2 separate regions of the Homo sapiens genome follow, and region 2 is linked to region 1. Evidence: chromatin loops called from intact Hi-C (ENCODE). Cell type or tissue: PC-3. All regions are shown on one strand.

Region 1 (8,000 bases):
GGAGAGACCATAGAATAGGCAGTAGTGTTCAAACTTAAAAGTGGACCACTTTTTTTTTTTAAAGGGGAGAAAAAGCTTTCCAAATCTCGGAGAAAATATTTTATATCCTAAAATAAGAATCATTGATTGGTAGGGAAAATTTAGGGACATAAGATTCTTCTAGTTAAAATTATGGCTTTGCTCATTATTGAGGTACAGCTTTGGGAGGGTGACGTAGCTTCCTTGAGCCTCAAACTCCTGGTTTGTAAAATGAGGATATAGTAAGGACTGTCTGAGAGGATGGTTGTGGTGACCAAATGTGTTAGCATGTGAAGAGGGTATGAGTTGCTAGACAAGCAGCAATTTTCTTTTCCCCTCTTTCCTTACATGCTTTCTCCTTAGTGAAAGACAGTAATTTACCTAAGAATAAATTTGATTAACTTCAAACTCTGCATTCCATCCTAGAATTCTCCAGAACTTCTAAATGATTTTTTTTAATTTGCACATATTAAGGTTCATTTTTTGTGTAGTAAAGTTCTGTGGGTTTTGAAAATTGCATAATGTTATTTATTCACAGTTATAGTGTCACAGAATAGTTCCACTGTTCTATTCAGCTCTTCCTCTGTTTCTTCAGAACCCCTTGCAATCAGTTTTTGATGACAGTGAAATAAGCTACTATAAACATTTGTGTGCAGGTTTTTGTGAGGACATCAGCTTTCAACTCACGATTGAAATACCTAACAGTATGATTTTTCAAACACATCGCAAGACTGTGTAGAGCTTTTTAAGAAACTGGCATTCTTCCAAATGGCTGTCTTATCTAGTGGACCCCCCAAGGAGTATATGATTCCATAGGAGTGTGAGTCTTTGAATGACTTTGGCTGTGTGGCAGACAGACTCTAAGGTATATCACAATAGTACACAACTCTGGTATTTGTGTCCTCGTGTAATTTCTTCCCCTTGAGTAATCATGGATCTGTGACTTGCTTCTACTCTCACCAACAGAATATAACAAAGCGATGGGATGTCACTTCCATAATTACTTCATGTTATATACATCTGCGTCTTGCTAGCAGACTTGCTCTGGAGGATCTCCTTGCAGGATTAATGAAGTAAGTGACCATATAATTAAAACTCACATGGGAAGGAATGGGGATCGGTCTACAAGAATTTCAGGTGGCCTTTTGGAGCTAAGGACAGCCTCTAGCTGACAGCCAACAAGAAGCAAGGTCCTCAGTTCTACAACTGTGGGAAGATAATTCTGCTGACAATCTGAGCTTGGAAGTAGATGCCTCTCTGGTTGATCCTCTGTGTGATAACCTAGCCCTGGTCAACACTTTGATTGCAGCCTGTTAAGACAACTACACAGAGGAAATAATTATGCCCATATGCCTGGCCCAAGGAAACTGAAGTTCAATTTTCATTGTCATCTGTCTTAACATCTTAGTGGTTTACTCATTAATTAGTGAGTTAAGTAAAATATTTGACACTTGTTAATTTGATGTTGTATTAGTTAGAATTCTCCAAAGGAACAGAACTGATAAGATGTGTATAAATATGGAGGGAGGTTTATTATAAGGGATTGGCTCCTACAACTATCAAGCCTGGAGAGTTGAAAATCTGCAGTGTGGGCCAGCAGCCAGAGACCCAGGAGAGCCAAAGGTGCAGTTCCTATCTGAAGGTAGTTTGCTGGATAATTCCCTCTTGCTCAGAGAGGCCAGTCTTTTTATTCTACTTAGGCCTCCAACAGATTGAATGAGGGCTGCCCACATTTTGGAAGAGAACCTACTTACTGAAATTCACGAATTTAAGTGTTAATCTCATTCCAAAACACTCTCCAAGTTGACACATAAAATTAACCGTGACAGATATTTATATGAGACTGAAGATTTTTTTAATAAATTATCTTTTAACAGAAGGGTAAGAAGTGTTAGCAGCCGTGTTGAAGTGTTGCCATTTCAGAAAACTTCACTGAGATATAAGTGAGAGGACAAGCCCTGTGGGAAATCAGAACATTCCAGGAAGAAGTGCAGGGGCCTGGTGTAAGAGTGCACTTCTCTAAAAGACAGGCAGGAGGCTAGTGTGGCTGGCACAGTGAGAGCACAGGACAGAGGAACAGGGATGGAGGTTGGAGCTGTAACAGAGCGACAGATCATAGGCCACTGAAAAGATGAAGGATGTAGGGTTGTAATAGAGTGAAATGGTGAGCCATTTCATGGTATGAACAGAGAAATAATGAGTTAATTTTGCAATATGTTTTTTTGATATAATTTCAATTAAAATAGGCCTTAATGGCAAAAAGTCAGGTACTATTTCAGGAATGTCTAAGATGCCATTTGAACTGCAGTTCAAAGTATTTAAGTAAATTATCGAAGATCACAAAGGTAGTAAGTGAAGGAGACAGGTCTGTTTCTCTTTTCCCTATGATATGCTGTCATCCCAGTCACTCTCAGCAGGAATCATCAAATTAGTCTAGGTAGCAAAAGACCAAACTTCTCTTTTCTTTTCGGTGAGCTCAGGACTAGGATTTGTATGCAGTGATGAAAGCCACTTCTGCCTCCTACTAATGGTCTTTGGCTTAAAAATGTCAGCTTGTTCATTTTCCCAGATTTCAATCTACTCAGTGATATAACGAAACAGGTTTTTTCCCCCTTTCCTTCAGTCAAGAGGATAAGAAATATTTCTCTGGATAATGCTATTACAATATTCAACAGCAGCTCTCTGGAGAGAAAGGATAATTCAAAATCTTAAATAAGATATTCAATTTGAGATTAGTTAAGTGGTTATTTGGCTGAAAGGGATTTGACAAACAAGAAGCACTTCTCTATCTTCAGGTAAAGGAAATATTCAGTTGGATTTAATTAGCAGTGGGATTTTTAAAAATGAGGATTCTAAGACCAAGTGCAAAATACGGCTCTGTGATTCCCAAGTATATTTTCTCAGAGATCGTAGTTAATATACAGACTGTAGTCATGCATTTTATTAACAGTTATGGTCTTGATCAATTCATTTTAAAATCACACAGCTTTCAAGTCTGGTAATTTTAGGCTTGGAAGAACATACATCATGAATAAATGTTGGCACTGAGTTTCTTTAGAACTCCCCGGTAAGCATATTCAGCCCTGGCATGGCAGAAATACTTGCAGGTTAAAGTGAGCCCTTGTCTTTGGATTGTCTTTGTGAGGATTTCTTCATGGGGTCTGATGGCTCAAAAACAAGGATACCATTGATCAAAATCTAAATGATGATGAAAATTACACAAGTTCTAACAGTGGGAGATAGTGAGTAGCTAGTTTTGCACTGTGAATATTTTACATGTTCTAAGTGTGGGAAGACCTAGGCCACTTCCTCATTTGTCCTTTTGTCCCCCACTATTCTTATCCCTGGTGTGGAAGAAGGCTTTAAGTATGACATATCAAAATTCTACTCTGAGAGACAGTGGGTATTAGAAAGTAAGAGGCTTGCTTGTTTTTGCAATACTTCATCCATGAAGAATGTGAGCATTTAATGCAAAAGATTCATAATGGAAAAATGTAGCTGCTGTGAGGTAAAGTCATCCCCAAGGAAAAAGTGACAGAAAGGAAGGGAGAGACAAAAGAAGGGAAATGTGAACTCTGGATGGCTATGTGAACCCCAGGTGTCCCTGTAACATTGATGGGGGAGGCAAGAGGGTAAGACAAAAAAAGATTTTCTCTGGCTTCTGAAAATTATGGGGCTTATGGAAAGCTTTCTGAGACACTATCATGCTTTTCCACATTTATAGGGCATAAGTGTATGTTAACGTTTATTTTTTGTTGTTGTTGTTTTGAGATGGAGTCTCACTCTGTTGCTCAGGCTGGAGTGCAGTGGCACGATCTCAGCTCACTGCAACCTCTGCCTCCTGGGTTCAAGCAATTTTCCTGCCTCAGCCTCTCAAGTAGCTGGGATTACAGTTTCCCACCACCACGCCCGGCTAATTTTTGTATCTTTAGTAGAGATGAGGTTTCACCATGTTGGCCAGGCTGGTCTCAAACTCCTGACCTCAGGTGATCTGCCTGCCTCGGCCTCCCAAAGTGCTGGGATTGCTGGCGTGAGCCACTATACCAGGCCCATATTTGTTTTAAGTTCAAAAGAATGCCTTACATATAATATAAGGCTTAGAAGATGAACATATGCATTTATCTTTCAATTCTTCCAGTGATGTACTGTAGCCAGCTCATAACGGCTTGTGAGAACTGATGGCTAAGTTTTTCTGGAACTTGTGAGGCAGTTATTAACCATGGGTAGCTTGAAATTGGCCATGGTAGAAATATTTACACACTGGAATCCAGCAAATGGTACACATCAGGGTTTCCACCCACTCACCCACATGGAGAGCCAGCTGTTAAACCTTTCTCAGCACACTACTGAGGTTTTCCTCTCACTGCTCAACTCCATGCCATGTGTTTTTCTTCACTTCCCATCCTGCTTATAACCTTCTCCTAGATACCACAGACAGCACAATCTCTGAACACACTTGTCCCCACACAGTCCAGCTCCTTCCTGACCTCTCACAACATTCGGCACTGCAAACTGACCTCATCTTCCCTTTCCTCCTGCTATCATGTCCCGTGCAATTCTGAACTCTTTTCTTGATTCCTTTCAAAAATTCTGGTTTTTTCCTCCTTCTTGCAAATGTATCCATTTTTCAAGAGGCTAAACTGAACCGTCTTCCTTCCTTCCCCTTTGGCCAAGCCATTCCTTGCCGAGTTTATATTATTGCTTATTTATATTATTGCTCATCCCCTATTTTTCATGGTTCAGTTCCAGGTTAGTATTTCAACAGCCTGCTAGATGTTTGCACATGGGAGGGCCACTGATATTACAAAGTCAATCTTTGCAGAAGCAAACACATTATCTCTCTGTGTCTCCTCAACATGTCCTCTAACTTCTTTATTCTTGCCAACGACGCCATCATCTGACCAGTCCCATATACCCTATCTGATGACGACAGATAGTTTAAAAATAAGAAAATTTTGAATAGTTCTTAACATCTAATTTACTGAAAGTCTTGCTAAAAATAACCCTCATAATTTATCCTCATAAATGTTTCTCCTGACGTTCCTCTTCTTCAACACACTGCCTTAGCTGAGGTCTCCTTGTTTGGCCTCTTTACCATTGCACCAGACTTCTGATTTGTTTTCCTGCCCCAAATATCCTCTGGAATGGGAGGCACCAGATGTAAGGTAAAAATCCCTAAGACATTCCAATGATAAACCATCTATATTGGTCTTATTAATAATTCATGTCCCTAAATTCTTTGTTATCTCCCCCTTCAAGAGTTGGAGCCCAGTTCCTTCCTCTGACTCCTGCCCCTGCCCATGTTTGAGAGTAGGCGGGACTTAGTGACCCACTTCTTTTTTTTTTTTTTCCCTTGAGACGGAGTCGGGGTCTCACTCACTGGGCTCACTGCAACCTCCGCCTCCCGGGTTCAAGCGATTCTTCTGCCTCAGCCTCCCGAGTAGCTGGGACTACAAGCACATTCCACCATGCCTGGCTAATTTTCTGTATTTTTAGTAGAGACGGGGTTTCACTGTGTTAGCCAAGATGGTCTTAATCTCCTGACCTTATGATCTGCCCACCTTGGCCTCCCAAAGTGCTGGGATTATAGGCGTGAGCCACCACGCCTGGCCAGTGACCTATTTCTAATAATAGAATAGAGCAGAAGTGACAGGGTGCAACTTCAGGGACTAGGTCATTAAAAGCATGAGGCTTCCTCCTCATTCACTTTCTCTTGGAACGCTCTAGGGGAAGCTATGTCATGAAATGGCATGAAGACATTTAGGCAGCCTGTAGAAAAGCCCATGTGGTGAGGAACTAAATGTTCCAGTGAAAGCCATGAGATTGAGCTATCTTGGGGGATCCTCCGGCCCACTCAAGTCCTCCTACGATTGTAGTACTGGCCAACAGTTTGACCACAGCCTCATAAACCCTTGAGTCAGAATCACCTAGCTTACTCACTTCTGGATTTCTACCTCTTTGAAACTGCAGAAGTAACAATGTTTGTTTTTTTAAGCTGCAACATTCTGGGGCAATATCTTATGCAGTGATAGATAACTAATACACCATCCATCTTACACTCTGCTCCAAAGTAAACTTTAAAAGCAGAGTTCTGAGCATACCATTTCACTGCTAAAAACTTCTAAAGGCTTTGGAATTGAATTTTCGTCTCTTGATAAAGACCTATCTTTTCAGTCTGTTAGTTAAGGCCTTCCATGATCTATCACCAACCCATCTCTTTAGCTTTATATCCCAAAATACTCTCTATTGCCATTGCTGTTTCAGCCAATCTGGAAGATGATCTATTCTCTGTTTAATATGCTCTTTCCTATCTTAATCCTGTTCCCAAAAGAAATGTAGTAAAGTTTTTCATGATGATCAGAGAGGCTTTTAGCTTCATCATTATTTGAAAACTTTTTCCTTAAGGAAATACAGACATGAATGCTTCTCTTAAGTACAGCAGAAGGATAGAGACTTAGAATGAAAGATGAAGAGAAGAATATGTTTTGGGTCAGCTGGGTGCGGTGGCTCACGCCTATAATCCCAGCACTTTGGGGGGCTGAGGCGGGCGGATCACTTGAGGTCAGGAGTTTGGGACCAGGCTGGCCAACATGGCGAAACCCCGTCTTTACTAAAAATACAAAAAATTAGCCGGGCGTGGTGGTGCGTACCTGTAATCCCAGCTACTCAGGAGGCTGAGGCAGGAGAATCGCTTGAACCCAGGAGGCGGATGATGCTGTGAGCCGAGATCGCGTGCCCCTGCTCTCCAGCCTTGGCGGCAGAGTGAGACTCCATCTCAGAAACAAAGAATATGTTTTGCGTCATCTGGTATTTCTGCAGATGAGGACACTGGAACAACTATTTTGGTTGGTCAGGAGCGTGACTCCGTCCTCTTTTCTGCTCCATCTCTCTATTGACTTTGGGCCCACTTCTTCCAGAGCTGCTATTTCTGAACTGTGTCAGGGTGTCCACCACTCTGGCTCTGCTTGACCAGGATGTATATGAAACCTCCCTGATATTAAAAAATTGTGCTCGATTTCATTCGTCACCTGGCTAGAGAAATTTATCTCTAATCCTTTTCTTTCTTTTCTTTTATCCGTTATATGTTTAAGTGCTGTTCTTCATGCTTTTACTTTGAGGAAAGTGTGCTTATGCAAAAACAGTTAACATTTTAAATTTTACTAAAAAAACAAAATTCTATCTCAGTCCTTAGGCACTAGTAGCTGCTTTAGCAAAGGCAGAATTTTGATTTCTCCTGCCTGGTGCTTTTGCGTTTACGATGGGGGCATCTCAAGTCCTGTTACACTCTGTCCATTTAATTTAGTCATGTGAGTAAATTGAGGCCTGTTCTTGCTAGACTCTCCCATGGGAACAGAATAGTTAGGCATGAGTCAGCCATCTGATATGCCTTTAAAGTAGGCAGTGACTTGTAAATGCTTCCATCCTCCTGAGGTGCCAAACCCCATTCAATTTTTTAATCTGGAAGATAAAAAAGTTATATTTTCTTCTTCAAGACTGTCACATAATTGTGTGACATTTCTTAGACAATGACAATCTACCAGCTTTCCTATATGAAAAAAGTGTATAGTCTGGGGTACTGACGACGTGTGCTGGGTAATTTTGTGTGCCAGCTTGGCTGGGCAGTAGTGCCCAGTTGTTTGGTCAAACACAGTCTAGATGTTGCCATGACAGCATTTTTTTTTCTTAGATCTTATTATCATTGAAATCAGTAGACTTTGAGTAAAGCAGATTACCCTCCATATTGTGGGTAAACCTCACCCAGTTAAACACCTTAAGAGAAAAGACTATGCTCCCGGGAGGAGGAATGAATTGTGTCTTAGGAATCAAGACTGCAACATCAACTCTTGTTGGGATTTGTAGCCTGCCAGCCTGTCCTGTGGATTTCAGTCTAAGGCCCCATTATCATGTGAACCAATTATTTAAAATATATCTCTCTCTATATGTATATATCCTATTGGTCTTGTTTCTCCAAAGAACCCAAA
Region 2 (8,000 bases), 160 kb before region 1:
GACTGAAAGGAGTTTTAAAGACAGAGGCACTGGAACCAATGCAAGACAGCATTTTGAGCAATTCTCTATTTCCAAATTTAATGGTGAGACACAGAGGCACAGATCTCAGGGGAAAAGATTATTACCTATAATGAATAATAAGAGACCGGCATTACCACACCCTAGTAACCAAGACAAGGATGGATTCTGCAAAGTAACTCCAGAGCTGGTAAAACTGTGAATGTCTGAATGTAACAGTCACTCTGGAATCACCAAACCTAATGTTGCATCCCTGATAGCTATAAACAAATTAGATTTATTCAGCAGGGCAGTCCAAATGCCTGAGCCACTCCTAAATCGGCCTAGAGGTAGAAGGATGATCTTAATGATGTATGACAAGACTTGCATTACAAAATAATTTCAATTACTGGATGTGTTAAAAAGCCACTTTGCAGCTGTTAGAAAAATTTACAAATGGATTTTAAATACATCTAATGCAAAACAGGCTTTAACTTTCCTGTTACAATTCTAATTTCACTCTAACCTGTAGAAACCAGCTGGGGAATGGATCTAGGGATGAGAACAGAAAGCTCCTAAGGAAATTTGGATGAAATGAAGCAAAGAAAGACTTCTTCTAGTTTAGAGGAATCTTCCTTATCAGAATGTCATCATGGAAGAAGATGCCTCATTACTTAGGTTATTTCAAATTACACCAAAATTCTGACTCAAAAACCTCACTATGTGGGCTACTAGAAGATTACCTGAAAGACCTCTCTCAAGAATTCTCACCAGATTCCTCAGGCCAGCTTTGGAGGTCCTCTATGAACTGGTACCACTTTGCCTGTGCAACCCTCAAAAGCACAAACTCCGTAGTGAGATCTATGGTCCATTTTCCTCATCATTGTACCACCTATAAGCTGAGTAATGTAGGCAAGTTATGTAACTGCACAATACCTCAACTTTCTGAACCGTAAACTAAAAATAAGGCCTTCTCATGTAAATTTGGTTTTAGATTCCACAAAATTATATTCTGGAAATGACTTACCTGACACATTATAATAAGAATAGCTTGTACAATTAAGGAACATCCGCTGTTCCACTCACTTTGTTTTCCAATGGCAACAAAGTTTTTCTATTTGCCTCTCACCAAAAATAGTCTCCTGAATCCTCTCCAGCTACACTGAGCCTGCCTATCCCTTAAGTTTAATTCAATTCCCCAATACTCCATGATTCTTCTATGGATATCCCGAACCATAGTCATCTATCCCTTTATTAAACTATTAAATTCAATGTTACCTCCCATTTTCACAACTATAGAAAGCTATTTCCCAGTTCAACTGCTTCATATAAGCAATCCTATCCTTCCAGTCAGAAATGAAAGTTGGAGACAAGAAGACCTGATTTTTAAACCTTTTTGTTACTCACAGTAAGCCCAATGCCATGACATCCACAAAGCATTGTGCAAGGATAATTATCAATTAAATGTCCATATTAATAAGTATTTTTGATGTTCAGTGCTCTCAGAAATATAGTATGACATGGCCATAGTACCATAAGACAGCCATAAATAAAAATTGGAAATTAATACAAGTCTACATAACTGTGCCATCAAAATCAGGAATACAGTAAATCTGTGTTCCTGGATCCCAACCTACAAGGCAAGGCAGAAAGGATGACTACACACACACACACACACACACACACACACACACACACAGAGGAAACAGGAAAATGAGCCATAAGTTGAATATCTCTCAAGAAGCACTTTCAACACCAAATAACAAAAAACATGACTCAAAATGGAAACGTATTTGTTTACATAACTAAGAAAGCCAGGAATGGGGCCAACTGTAAGTCATACCCTGATTGCTCTCTGTCCCCTGGGCCTGATCAGCTGTACTCACACTCTTTTTGGGGTAGCAATATGGTCTAGCACAGGTGTCCCCAATCCCCAGGCCACGGACCAGTATCCCTCTGTGGCCTGTTAGGAACCAGGCCACATGGCAGGAGGTGAGTGGCAGGCAAGCAAGTGAAGCTTCATCTGTATTTACAGCCCCTCACCATTGCTCACATTACTGCCTAAGCTCCGCCTCCTACCAGATCAGCAGAGGCATTAGATTAGCATAGAAGCGTGAACCCTATTGTGAACTCCATGGGTGCGGGATCTAGGTTTCGCAATCCTTTTGAGGACCTAACGCCTGCTAATTTATCACTGTCTCCCATCACCCCCAAATGGGACTGTCTAGTTGCAGGAAAGCAAGCCCAAGGCCCCCACTGATTCTACATTATGGTGAGTTGTATAATTATTTCATTATTTATTACAATGCAATAATAGTAGAAATAAAGTGCACAATAAATGTAATGCACTCGATTCATCCTGAGACCATCCGCCTCCACCTGTCCGTGGAAAAATTGTGTTCCACGAAACCGGTCCCTTGTGCCAAAAAGTTTGGAGACCTCTGGTCTAGCAGATCTAAGCCCCCATTCTGTCACGATAAAGGAAGGAGAAACAGAAGAGAGTGCTTTTCTCTCAGCAGTCCCAACAACAGTCCCATTTCATTGTATTGACTCTGATTATCTGCCTGTCAGTGAACCAATTACCACAGCCAGGGGCATGAGATATTCTGATTGACCAGGCTAAGAAGCATGTCTGCTCCTGGAGTGATGGCTTAGCTGACTCCACAGAAAACCTGTAAGCTGAAGGCAAGAGAAAGAGGGGGTTCCCCCAGGGGAAAGCTGAACCGCTATTATCACAAAAAGGGTGAATAACTTCTAGACAATATAAACAGCACAAACATTTGTGTTCCTGGTAAAAATGACTAGTTGATTGATATTTAAATCCATAGATATGGAAATCATCTAACTTTCCCACCTCATACACGTTTTTTTCTAATTCCTGAAGAATATATCCACGAGTGCATTGTGTAAAACCAAGAGCGATTCTTTGGAGAACTATAGTTCACTGTCTGAGTCTCCTCACTACACAGCTTGTTGATTTCCACAGATCATTCAGTGGTAAAACTGGAATTCCCAAAGTCTCTTTCCCTATGCTACTATTAAGGCCATGCATGAGATAAAAGGCCAAAGCACTGGTCTAGTTCCAACCTTCCCATAAAGAACCTACCACAGGCCGGGAGCGGTGGCTCATGCCTATAATCCCAGCAATTTGGGAGGCCGAGGCCGGTACATGACTTGAGTTCAGGAGTTTGAGACCAGCCTGGCCAACAAGATGAAATCTCATTTCTACTGAAACTACAAAAATTATCCAGGTGTGGTGGTGGGTACCTGTAATCCCAGCTACCCGGAAGGCTGAGGCAGGAGAATCACTTGAACCTGGGAGGTGGAGGTTGCAATGAGCCAAGATCACATCACTGCACTCCAACCTGGGCAAAAGAGCGAGAATCTGTCTCAAAGAAAAAAAAAAATCCTACCACAGAGCTTTGGAAGTTTACAGACAGTAAAGAGTAAAGATAATCAGCCAGTATAATTTTTTTTCTTTTTCATGAAATGTAAAAACAGGATCCAAAGAACTATGATCATTATAGATTCTCATTCCCACCCCATGTTCTCAAAAGCAGATTTATTTCATTCTGGTTAATTGCATGCTGCCTCCAAAAATATGCAATTTAGGGTTCAGTTTGCTCCTTGCTTTATTTTTAATTGCATTTCTGTATTGTGTCTTAATTACTATAATTCAAATCAAATTAGATGTTGTTCTTTTACTTATTTAGAACACAAAATAAAATGAGTAGATCCCTGCCCTACAAAACATCAAAGGCTTTGTGCAAAAACAGCAACAACAAATATTTATCAAGCACTTGCAGATATAAGACAGGTTCTGTTTCAGTCTCAGGAGATAAGTGCTCTGTGGGTGATGAAAACAGGGCAACATGATAGAAAAGGATTGGATGGTCAGAGGAGGCTTGTTTCAAAAGACAGTAGTAAAGTTGAAATGTGAATTACAAGAAAGGTAGCCACGCAAAAATAAAGTATGTTTCGGTATGCTAGTGCAAAGACCCTGAAAGGGACTGAATATTTATGTACCCTCCAAAATTCATATGGTGAACACCTACTCCCCAGTGTGATATATTAAGAGGTGACAGCCGTGGGAGGTAATTAGGTTTAGATAAGGTTCTAGGGTGGAGCCCTCATAATGGAATAATGCTTTTATAAGAAGATACCAGAGAGTTAACCCCACCCCTGTTATGTAAAAATCCAACAAGATGGCCATCTGAAAACCAGGAGAGGGTTCTCATCAGACACAGAATCTATCAGCACCTCAGTGATGGACTTCCCAGACTGTAAAACTGTGAGAAACATATTTAAACCACCAAGTCCATAGGATTTTTGTTATAGCGGCCCAAGCTGACCGAGACAGACCCTGAAGTGTGAGCAAGCTTGGTGTGTTGGGAACGGAAACAAGCCACTACATATACGTGAGTGTGGTTGGTATATTTGTGTGTGTATTAGGGATGGGAGGTAGGGGGATTGGTGGTTTAATTTTGTTTTTCTTGATTACAATAAATTCAGGAAAATCTGGTATAAATAATGAGGTCAGAGAACTGGTCACAGGCCTGGTCAGATAAAATTTTATAAATCAGAGTAAGGAGTTAGATTAAAATCCAAGTTCCACTGGAGGGTTTTATTTCCAGTAGGGGGAGCCAAGTTATTGGCTTCAACTTCTTAAAAATTTAACATAAAAGGCATATGGACAAAGGGTTCTATTGAAAAAAATTGAAAGCCAAGTATTTGTTAAAGACATCCAGGCAAGATATGGTGGTGATTTGAATGATAGCAGTAGGAGCAGAGAGACAGAGAAGTGGGTACATATTTGATGCATTTTGGAAGCAGAGGCAAAAAAAATGTGGTAGTGGATCTTATATGGTAAGAGGAGGGGAAAATAAGGTTGAGGATTGCTCTTAGCTTATTGACATAAGCAATTGAGTGGGTGGTTTTACCATTCACTGGAATGGGAAAGAATATAGGAAGAGTTGAGTGAGAGTAAGTGACAGTCAAGAATTCTAGTTCATGTACTACATTTTCTTTATCCATTCATCTGTTGATGGACACTTAGATTGCTTCCAAATTTTGGCTATTATGGAGTACTCTTCAGCAACAAAAAAGTATGAGATTCTGTCATTTGCATTATGTTAAATGAAGTAAGCTAGGCACAGAAAGACAAACATCACATGTTCTCACTTATTTGTGAGATCTACAAATTAAAATAATTAAACTCATGGAGATAGAAAGTAGAAGGATGGTTATCACAGGCTGAGAAGTGTAGTTGGGGTGGGGGAGGAGGTAAGGTTAATGGCTACAAAAAAAATAGAATAAGACCTAGTATTTGCTAGCACAACTGGGTGACTATAGTCAAAATAATTTAATTGTACATTAAAAAACAACTAAAAGTATACATTAAAAAACTAAATAAAATAAAATTAAATTAAAAATAACTATAAATTAAAATATATATATATATAAATTTAAAAATAACTAAAAGAGTATGGTTTGTGATGCAAAGGATAGATGCTTGAGGTGATGGGTAATCACCCATTCACCCTTGTGATTATTATGCATTGCATGCCACATCTCATGTAACCCATACATATACATACCTACTATGTACCCACAGAAATTAAAATAAACAACTCTAGTTCAGACCTCTTAACTCTATGATATCTATGAGAAATCTAAACATGTGGTAAGTAGGTAGTTACATACACTGGTGCAGAGTTGTGGGAAGAGGTCATGTTGTGAGTAGTGAATTGGAAGGTGAAGGGCATATGCATGGTATTTATAGGCAGGAGGCTAAGTGAGTTCGCCTAAGAAGAATGAGTACTTAGGGAAGAGAAAGGGGTCTAGGACTGAGCCATGAAGCAATGCAATATTTAAAAGCTGAATAGAGGAGAAGCAGTTAGCAAAGTAGGCCAAGAACAAGCAGCCTCAAAGGAGCCTCAAAGGAGCCTCAAAGTAGGAGAAAAGCCAGGGAAGTGTGCTGTTCACAAAGCCAAGAAAACAGAATGTGAATAGTCATGGAATAAACAGCCACAATCAGTGCTTTTGAATGGAGTTTAAGACAGTTTAACAGTTTAAGACAGTTTAAGAAAAGAACAGACCTAATCAGTGTGCTAGCAATGTGGATGTCATCGATATGAAATGAGAATAGTCTCAATGGAGTGGCAGGGACTGAAGTACAATTATAGTGGGTTGATAGGAGAATGCAAGATGATAAGGTGGGAACAGCAACTACAGACCACATTTAAAGAATCTTACGGGAGAATAGGAAAAAAAAGTGTTGGCAGTAGAGTCAACAGAATGTTCTTTAAGATAGGAGATATTGAGATATCAATAGGGGATATAGTGATAGTGGAATTGTTCAATAGAGAAGGAGAAATAGATTATTCTGGAAAAAGAATTCTGTATAAAGCAGACATGAGGTCCTTGAACAGAAGAGGATAGATTCAGGAGACTAAAAGGGGAGGGTTGGTCTCATCTAGGAACAAGAACACATTCAGCCATGGAAAGAGAAGGACAGTCAGTATAAGTATATTACATAAATGCAGGTGGGTTAATAAATATGATGTTGAAAATATAAATAAGTACCTTTATTCCTATTAGCTCAATAAACTATGAGGGAAATTATAGCTGAGAATTAGAGTTTGTTGAAATGGATGAGGCTTGAAGAGAGAAAATAAGTCATTTGGAGAGTAGGAAAACATACATAATTGGCCTGTAGGATAGGACTTCTGGAGAATACTGTGTCTACATTTAAAATGAGGAATACACATAATCACTATGTTTGATTATTCTTCACCATTCCTTGGCATTTTGGTGTAAGAAAGAAAAAACAATATTTTAAGGTAAGTTCACTTTTTCTGTGACATAGAGATATTAGACATGAACAACCAGGGAATATTTGTTCAATAAATGATGTAAAAATCTGTAAACACTGACCCTGTGATGCCAAAGATACTGATAAGAGAACATCGAACATTCAGAGCAAAGCGAAAGAAAGTGGGGACTATACACAGAGAGCAAAGCCTTCCTCAATGAGTAACTAGCAATCTGCAAGACTAAATATTAATATATTGGAGGAAAGCAAAGCCACCTTACAATTCTACTGGTGACATTTTTACTGCCAGTGCACAACTTTTGCAGTGTCTGCTTCACCCACAACTTCCCTCTGTGATAACTTCCCTCCCTGCTCAATCTATGTTATGGGACCCTGTGGCCTGTTTGCCCTGATGGTCCTCTTTTCATGGCCATACCTGATTGATGCAGAGATGGATATGTTATCCATGTTGCTCCATCCACTTTGTCTTGATTGTTTGAATCAGCATTAATTGATGCTTATCATTTTCTGCTGGCCATTTGATCCAGACCTGTAAACTTGGGAGCTGAAAAATTCAGGAAAAATGCCCCCCTAAAAAGAAAAAGGTTGAAATTACCTGTCTAGAAAGAGAGGCCTTTCTATGCACCTGCTTTGATTCTTGAGAGCTTTACAGTACCAGGTTTCAAACTACCTTGGACTTGACTCTACTTCCCAACATAAGGTTCTAGGAGAAAGTCCTATATCCTTATAATGAGCTCTGCTCTCTTGCCTAAGCATTGGGCTTTTTGTAATTTTGAAACGAAGAAATTCCCAAGTCTTAAAGTTAACTTTGTGTAAATATATAAACAGTGTCAAGAATCTTCTCAAAATCAAAATCATTTATTTCAATTTATGTAATTGTTCATATAATCAAACAATACCTGTTCCCCAAAAACCTATTGAAATAAAAAATTCAAAAAAAAGCTAAAAACGAAACAAAGAGAATCTTCTGAAAATCTTAAGATGATATGAGGAAAGAATAGTTCAGTGTTGACTGCCATGTGTTTGCTCATAGGATATGAGGAAGAAAGTAGGTATAAAGTGAGGTTCTATCAAAACACAGACTCTTTTCTCAGCTGTACTCAGCTAAGCACTTTTACCAGCTCTTAATGAAAAAGAAAAATGCATAGTGGCATCCCTATGTGTAGCA

What was found. Peaks named below come from ENCODE experiments on the same cell type or tissue, not always from the same donor. Only the 100,000 strongest peaks of a DNase experiment are listed, where the experiment ranks them.
Region 2: it touches region 1 in a loop (12-fold over the local background); 4 of 110 quality-filtered maps call a loop at or near these places.

What each region holds. Positions count from the first base shown.
Region 1 is chr10:106,553,756-106,561,755 of GRCh38, forward strand. No RefSeq gene overlaps it. Among named protein-coding and RNA genes, the nearest start is that of LINC02624, 420 kb to the left of the region's middle. In PC-3, CTCF peaks have their summits at 2,021 and 4,970; DNase peaks (open chromatin) are centred at 3,506, 4,786, 5,906 and 7,376; H3K4me3 peaks cover 506 bases; H3K27ac peaks cover 6,527 bases.
Region 2 is chr10:106,396,723-106,404,722 of GRCh38, forward strand. No RefSeq gene overlaps it. Among named protein-coding and RNA genes, the nearest start is that of LINC02624, 260 kb to the left of the region's middle. In PC-3, a CTCF peak has its summit at 4,626 (motif pointing right); a DNase peak (open chromatin) is centred at 1,759; H3K27ac peaks cover 5,830 bases.